Regions from separate parts of the Homo sapiens genome. Here region 1 is linked to region 2. A link is a contact called in ENCODE POLR2A ChIA-PET data. All regions are on one chromosome and are shown on one strand. The core of a region is the stretch at or near the end of the contact, and the rest is flanking DNA. Distances in the headings are between cores, read along the strand shown. Region 1 overlaps PTPRJ (protein tyrosine phosphatase receptor type J). Region 2 holds the start of KBTBD4 (kelch repeat and BTB domain containing 4).

The links. ChIA-PET counts read pairs that join two places held with the same protein, here RNA polymerase II (POLR2A).
Region 1: POLR2A ChIA-PET joins it to region 2 with 10 read pairs in activated B cell. The contact joins the enhancer-like site here to the promoter of KBTBD4 in region 2. POLR2A ChIA-PET finds 5 or more read pairs at or near these places in 4 of 52 experiments (B cell, Panc1, activated B cell and 1 more).

Annotation. Positions count from the first base shown.
Region 1 is chr11:48,019,824-48,024,981 of GRCh38, reverse strand. The region is part of intron 1 of PTPRJ (protein tyrosine phosphatase receptor type J); the gene reads right to left. Among named protein-coding and RNA genes, the nearest start is that of PTPRJ, 42 kb to the right of the region's middle. RefSeq lists an enhancer at 4,417-4,476. Within about 2 kb of position 2,366, at least 3 of the 41 ENCODE cell types and tissues checked have a DNase peak (open chromatin) inside an H3K27ac peak, as active enhancers do; they include B cell, where a contact is called at or near this core.
Region 2 is chr11:47,577,720-47,580,683 of GRCh38, reverse strand. KBTBD4 (kelch repeat and BTB domain containing 4) reads left to right here and starts at 1,714. Exons shown (of 4, transcript NM_018095.6): 1 at 1,714-1,751; 2 at 2,656-2,964. The coding sequence starts at 1,733. It overlaps NDUFS3 (NADH:ubiquinone oxidoreductase core subunit S3), which reads right to left and starts at 1,610. Exons shown (of 7, transcript NM_004551.3): 1 at 1,526-1,610; 2 at 1,350-1,415; 3 at 62-159. The coding sequence starts at 1,592. RefSeq lists a silencer at 1-95 and enhancers at 837-1,495, 1,564-1,803, 1,496-2,155.

The DNA of each region.
Region 1 (5,158 bases), core at 1,117-3,616, 440 kb before region 2:
GCAGCAAGCCTAGAAGAAATTTAATATACCTTTACTTTCCCTTCTATCACCCGAGAGCTCTGTAAACGCGACTGTTCCTGATTCCCTACTGTGTGGCAGGCCTTCTAAGCACAGCTCAAGAAATGCAGCTGAATGAGACAGGATCCCTGCCTTTGCTAGGCCTGGGGAGCTGGAAAAACTCCAGGTAGCCCTGGCGCAGATGCCACTCAGAATGAATGAAATGACAACACAGCTCATGCGTGAAACTCAGCAATCCACATACATTCTACAACCAAATGTTCAACACTCTCCAGCTAGTCAATGAGGCAGCAGGCACAGAGTTTCAAAACAGGGCTGATGTACAGTGCCTGACACTCATTCCCATTAGCAACGGCTGCTTGGGACAGATGCAAGGAAACTGACTCCACTACTTTGATCGTAGAAACAGTGAGAGAGATAGAAAAGAAAAGGTTGATCAGGGTAGAAAAATAGAAAAGAAATATAAGACCAGGCACAGTGGCTCACGCCTGTAATCCCAGCACTTTGGAAGGGCAAGGCAGGTGGATCACTTGAGGTCAGGAGTTCGAGACCAGCCCGACCAATATGGTGAAACCCTGCCTGTAGTAAAAATACAAAAATTAGCCGGCTGTGGTGGCATGCGTCTGTAGTCCCAGCTACTCGGGAGGCTGAGACAGGAGAATTCCTTGAACACAGGAGGCGGAGGTTGAAATAAGCAAAGATCACGCCATTGCACTCCAGCCTGGTCGTCAGAGTGAGACTCCATCTCAAAACAAAAAGAAAGAAAGAAAAAAAATGTAAGTGTGGTGCCTGTCTTCAATGAGCAAACAGTCTATTTGGGGAGCAGAACATGGAACCTTAGAGATTAATGAAGCCACTGACTGTAAGTGTGGGAGGAATGTGAATACAGGTGGGGGTCCAGGTGGGGGGCCTGCTGGATAAGGGGTGCTAACACTAGGTTTTCCTTTTTTTATATATATTTTTATTTTTTCACTTCCATCTCCTTTTCCTGATAAGCGTGGGGTTTTCCAAGAGGATTTTTGGATGGTGAGGTAGCCTAGGATGGCACACATAATCAAAATTCTGGTTTTGACCAAAAAAGTTGTGGATCTAATAAAAACTGGAATTGAAGAAATGATAAGAGATATTAAATTCCAATTTATTTATTTATTTATTTATTTATTTATTTATTTATTTATTTTTGAGTCCGAGTCTCACTCTGTCGCCTAGGCTGGAGTACAATGGTGTGATCTCGGCTCACTGCAATCTTTGCCTTCCAGGTTCAAGTGATTCTCCTACCTCAGCCTCACAAGTAGCTGGGACTACAGGCGCGCACCACCACACCCAGCTAATTTTTGTATTTTTAGTAGAGACGGGGTTTCACCATATTGGCTAGGGTGGTCTCGAACTCCTGACCTCACGATTGGCCTGCCTTGGCCTCCCAAAGTGCTGGGATTACAGGCATGAGCCACCGCACCCGGCCGGTAAATTCCCACTTTAATAAGAATGAAGTTCTAAAACCCAAAGAAAACTCTGATTCAGAAAGCCAAAGATTCATCCTGAGAATGGTTTTTCTACCTGGCAAGGCAGCTCCTCATCTCTAAGTGATCATACAAATGAATGAAGGGGCGTGCATGTCAGGGAAACTCATCGTGATTATTAGAATGGAAAGGAAAAACAAGACAAGAGGAGGAAGAGGTAGCAAGAATATGAACCACTGGCAGGCACCCTCTGGTTTAAGTTCTGGCAAACCTAACAGCTGTTTTGTTCAGGCTGCAGAGACTTCCAGCAAACTAAATTTCTACATCCTTAAGACACTCATTTTTCTCCTTGTTTTCTTACTCTTACTCTCTCGTCTACACTCTGGTTGCCTTATCCAAATAAGGATCTTGACACTTTATAACACGAAGCCATTTGTACCTCCCTAATAAGTAAATCAGCCCATACCATTTGGACAAAATTGTAACGGCTTTTACCCACCGCCCTATCCCACCCTATATTGAGTCCCATCCTGCACCGTGTGACTTGAGCCTTCAAATCCTTCTCCCCAGGCCCCACCAGGCCTATCCCCACCAGCTTCCCCTCAGCTCACCTACTTCCTCCTGCATCTTCCCAGAAAGAGTCCTTGGGTCATCTCATTCAGCCACTTCCACACTTCTTTGTTTATCAGAAACACACACACCGGCAAGAGAACCCTTTCTTCCCACAAACCAAAATCCAAAAATGAAATGAACCCACGCTGCTCTGGCTGAAGCAAGGATGGAGGTCCAGAAGCCTCTTTCACTTGGTCTTGGCACTACCCCCACATCCACCCCTTACCACAGTCTAAGAAAAGCACTGTGCAAGTCAAACTTCTTCATTTTACAGGTGTGAAATCAGCACCCCAGGGGAAAGGGTCTGGCCCAAGGACATACAGTGTTAGAAACAGGCCAGAAGCCAGGTTTCCAAACTCACCAGACCAGGACTCTTCTCATGGCCCCACGCTGCATCTTCATCATCTTAATTTTTTTTTTTTTTCTTGAGATGGAGTTTTGCTCGTGTTACTCAGGCTGGAATGCAATGGCACGATCTCGGCTCGCTGCAACCTCTGCCTCCCAGGTTCAAGCGATTCTCCTGCCTCAGCCTCCTGAGTAACTGGGATTACAGGCATGCACCACCAGGCCTGGCTAATTTTGTATTTTTAGTAGAGACGGGGTTTCTCCATGTTGGCCAGGCTGGTCTCGAACTCCTGACCTCAGGTGATCTGCCTGCCTCGGCCTCCCAAAGTGCTAGGATTTACAGGCATGAGCCACCGCGCCCGGACTTCATCATCTTATATACAACCAACACTTACATAAAATTTACCATGGGCCTGAGGCACCCCTCTTCGTAGACTAACACATTTAATTCCCACAATAATGTAATGACACAGGTTCTATTATTATCTCCATTTTACAGAGTAGGAAATTGAGGCACGGAGATTAAGTAACTTGACCAAGGTCACCCAACTGGTAAGCAGCAGAGCAGGGGTTTGAACTCAGGCAGCCAGGCTCCATGCCCATGTTTCTTAAAGAGTTTGCCAGAAGGAATCACTTGCTGCCTTAGGTCAGGAATGGCAATACCATATTACTAACCATCTGACAAGTGAAATAATGAAGTATATCATCCAGAGTTTCCCTTAAAAGGCAAAGCAAAGTCCAATAAAAATGAAAAAACAAAACAAAACAAAACAAAACCCACAGACAATTGCACTGGAGATGACAATGAAAGGCTCAAAGCGCTAGACTCATATTAAAGCATCTTTGTCAGATTTCTTTCTCAGGTGCTGCATGCTTGGGGGAGGAGGGGCAGGGTGCAGTGCTCCTTAATCTACACAATGGCTGAGGGGCAGGGTGCCGTGCTGGTTAATCTACACAATGGCTGAAATTTTACAACCCATTCTCAATGCATCTGTCCTTTGGACACACCCATTTTTGGCTTCCTTTCCAACCCTGATGCCCCAAAACCTGGGGCTTCCATAACATCTATTAGAAATGGCCTGCGTATAAACCTTAACCTCTTTTTTTATTTATTTTATTTTATTTTATTTATTTATTTATTTATTTATTTATTTATTTATTTATTTATTTTAGGGACGGAGTCTTGCTCTTGCCGCCCAGGCTGGAGTGCAATGGCGTGATCTTGGCTCACTGCAACCTCCGCCTCCTGGGTTCAAGCGATTCTCCTGCCTCAGCCTCCCCAGTAGCTGGGATTACAGGCACATGCCAACACGCCCGGCTAATTTTTGTATTTTTAGTAGAGACAGGGTTTCACCATGTTGGACAGGCTGGTCTCAAACTCCTGACCTCAGGTGATCCACCCATCTCTGCCTCCCAAAGTGCTGAGATTACAGGCGTGAGCCACCATGCCCAGCAGCTTAACCTTTTGTTAAGGGTTCTGGGCTGGGCTGTGGCCAGTCTACTCTCCTACCACAGAAGAGTAAAATGCCCTGCATTCTCTTAAAAAAGTAAGAAAAATAAAAATAAATCACTGGTAGCCAGCCTGCCCTTTTGGGGATCTTTCTCTATCTCCATCTGAGAATCTCTTTCTTCACCCAACTCTGACACATGCCCCTCAAAATAAAGTCAGATACTCTGAGGTGGACTGTCCAAATCCCTTGCTGCTTTTTGGTTTCATTCACTTGCCCACGGGCTGTTCTTAGTGCATTTGCCCATCCAAACGTGGGAGGGGCAGGAGGAAGAGTAGGGACATCCAGCATTGGGACCCAACTCAGTCCGTGATACTTCCAGAAGCTCCATGCTGGAAGCTGGCAACTGTGGAATCGACAGGCAGCTTCGCTTCAGAGGGTTTTGAGACCAGTACCTGCTCAGCTGCTAACCCACCTAGGGTAACTGAGCCATGTCCGGCTGCAGTCTGAGCCTTCACTCTGCCCCCGGACTGCACTGCGTTCATTTACGAGATCTCCAAATGTGAGTTTAATGGAGGCAGATGTACAAGGGTTCTCACAAGCCCAGGGAACTCAACTTCTAGAAGGAAACGGGGCCACACCAAACAAGATGATGGGGCAATCAAGAGATACTCCCATAACAGCAAGAAACAAAGAGCATTCACGCCTCCTATGCCAACGCCCTCCACCACCAACGCCAAAAATTTCCGTATTTCATAACACCAGCTGAGATAACTGACTCAAATCTGTCCACTTCCACATTTGCATACTGGGTTCTGACATTTGCCTACCACTGAACAGTCACCAAGTAAGACGCAAGGTGGAGACGTACCCACAAAGCAATATTTAATGTCTTTGGATCGCCACTAGCTAAAACCTCCTGAAGTTTCACCAAACTCAGCTCTGTAAAACAAAAGAAAAAGAACAACACTATAAATTACAGCCTCGCCAGGATCTCGGGACATGCCTATACTTTGTATTTTATAAGTTCCGTATAAATACTGGAACAGCATAGAAACAGGGATCTCAGAAATAACGCCATTTTGAAGGCCACAGGACGAAACCCAACTATTCATTTCATTTTATTCTACTTCTTATCTCAAATACACAGTTCCTTTTCCTTTAACGAAAATATCGCTCTTTTTAAACAATATGTGATGCAAAGCAAATATAACAGGGTACCAACACAAATCTTTCCTGCCAAATTTATGGTTCCTCGCCTGTCCCCAGTTGCAC
Region 2 (2,964 bases), core at 465-2,964:
ACATGCCCTGCGAACATGGTTCTTTCTTGACCCAGACCCAAATAACATTAGTAAGTATTACCTGAACTTGTTGGACATACTTGGGCAAGATTTCAGCCACATACTCTCCAAAAGCTGAGAGCTGCTTGTGGGCCACATCATTCCGTGGTCTGACAGTGGCTGGAAGGAAAAGGCATATTTAAAAAAGAAATGGAGAAGGCAAAAGCCAGCCCTGCATGCAGTCTCTTAGGCTTGTAAGGGATGTCAAATCCAGGAAAGGCTCCCTGAAGCACCTTGAGAAAGGTGCATGTGAAAGGTTTCCCTTCTAGGGAATACAGTGATGAAAACTTGGGGAAAGTGCCACCTTAACTACACGGTCCTCAGAAAGACTCTTACTATAGCAGCTGGGGTGTTCACCTCTTCTCAAAATTACTCCACAGTTCTTCCCTCACATTGCCTGCATTTCTGCTAAAGCAGTAGTCTCAGTTCTCCTGTCAGACTAAGAGCTGTTTGAGGATGGGAACTGAACTTTTGCCTCTCTGTAGCTCCTTAGCACGCAAGTTTATACCAGGTTCTCAAGCTAAGAACTTCAGGGCTTGAAGATCCCTCACAGACTCTCTCTCTCCTTAAAAGTGTGTGTGTGTGTGTGTGTCAATGAGAAAACTGAGGCCCAGGTGTGTGTGTGTGTGTGTGTGTGTGTGTGTGTGTGTGTGTGTGTGTCAATGAGAAAACCCAGGAAAGGAGAAATGCCAGGTCTCCTAACTCCCAGTCCGTGTATCTTGACTGTAACATAATATGTACATACTCATTCATGCAACCCTAAACCACTGAGCAATCACACATCACAAGCTACAGAATAATGGTTAGGTGTTTCTGCCTCTGGCAGCAGGCAGGCCTACTTTGTCATTCACTAGGTCTTTGACCCTGGGCAGTTTAATTCTTTGGACTGTTTCCTGATCTATAGTAAGAAGAGTAAGATGCTATCTACCCCATAAGGCTGTTGTGAGGACGAAATAAGATCATTCACTAAAACGCTTAGCGAGGTTCCAGGCACACATTAAGCACTCAATTAACGCTAGGTACTATTATTACAGGGCTCTGAGGCCTAAAGGTTATATTGCTTGCTTTCAAAGAGCTGACAGTTTAATCAGACAAAAAGGGGATGATTGAAATGGACAAGGAACAATCAGGGCCATAACAGGCCTAAGGGCACAGGGAGGGCTCGATTCTGCATGCAGGGTGAAGACCACTGCAAGTCAGATCTCCAAGATTTGCCAGGAGGACGTAGGGAAGGGCATCCTAGGGCAAGGACAGGCATCTAAGGGGCCCCGCCGATAGTTCAGAGAAGAGCGCTGCCCGCACATACTCACGGCGCGTGTCGGCCCCGGCGCTCTCCCGCCTCACCGGCAGCAACAGAACGGAGGGTCGCCCAGTCCCTGCACAGGGAGATAAAAGGCACAGACGCGCGGGATGAGCCCTGAGGAGCTCTCTGCACTGGGCACGCCGCTGCGCCTGACCCCGGTCTCAGCTGGCTGCCCGTGCTCACCCCTGGTCAGCGCCGAGGCCCCCAAGATCCCGCGCCACCACAGCCTGGCTACCGCCGCCGCCGCCATGTTACTCAGATGCAGACTAGGCAGCGGACGGAAAGACAGCAGGACACGGAGCCCCAAGGGCACGGACCGGAAACGGAAGTGTGCAGCAGATCTTCTTCCGGGCGGACGTGGAGCCGGAAGCGGAGGTTCCGGGCTCCGGGATGAAAGGAGGGAACGCAGGTGAGAAAGCGAGACAGGCAGGTAGGGAAATCGTGAGGTGAGCGTGGTCCTAGCTCCTTGTGGCAGAGCCTAGAGAGAAGGCGAGGACGCTGAAGAACCAGGCGGGTGAGAGGAGGGGAGGGGGCGGGCGTTTTGGGTTCTACGCTACACACCCCTCCCCCGCTCTCTGAGCCAAGCTTTTGACGAGGGCGGGCGGGCCTGAGCGGGAAGAACGGTTTCCCTGGCGACCGTTTCCAAGACGACTCAAGGTGGAGCGGGGACATTGCACAGGGTGATGGGCCTCCCAGTGCCCCGGCCTGGGGGCGGATGGACTCAAGTTCTGGGACGCAGCCATAGGGAGTCTTTCGAGCGAGCGGGGAAGTGTGGGGGAAGCAGCTCAGAAGAGAGCAAATGTAAGACCCACGGATATCCCAGGCTAGGCTTCATATGGAGCGTCTTAACTCCATGCGCTGGGAAGGAGAGGACCTGGCCACTAGGCCGGGGCCAGGGGTCCTTTTTGTCTGATTCTACTGCCCCTGAGCTTCACTAGTTTTATGCCCCAGTTATTTGGTTAGTAAGGCTTTTACGATCACAGGCCTCTCCCAGCCCTTTGCTTTCATATATTGACCTAAATCCCAAGTCTTTTGTTAACATTATGGAAAGGAATTATTCCGTGTTTTCTCAGGAAAACACCCAGAGTTGGAACTTTTATTTATATCATTAGCGGAGGGGCGCCACTGGGGATAACGAACCCAGATTTGGTTAAAGGATAGCGTCAGGGACATCATGGACAGGGCCAGGACTAAGGCCAATCTGGACCCACTTTGCTCTCACTTCTTCCTTTTCCCTCCCTGAGTTGGACAGTTGGATTCACAGACTATGGCTGTGAATTCCTCAGGTTACTCAAGATGGTGTTGCTTTGCAGACAGCTGGCAGAGAGAGAAGTTGGCTAGCATGGAATCACCAGAGGAGCCTGGAGCATCCATGGATGAGAACTACTTTGTGAACTACACTTTCAAAGATCGGTCACATTCAGGCCGTGTGGCTCAAGGCATCATGAAACTGTGTCTAGAGGAGGAGCTCTTTGCTGATGTCACCATTTCGGTGGAAGGCCGGGAGTTTCAGCTCCATCGGCTGGTCCTCTCAGCTCAGAGCTGCTTCTTCCGATCCATGTTCACTTCCAACCTGAAGGAGGCCCACAACCGGGTGATTGTGCTGCAGGATGTCAGCGAGT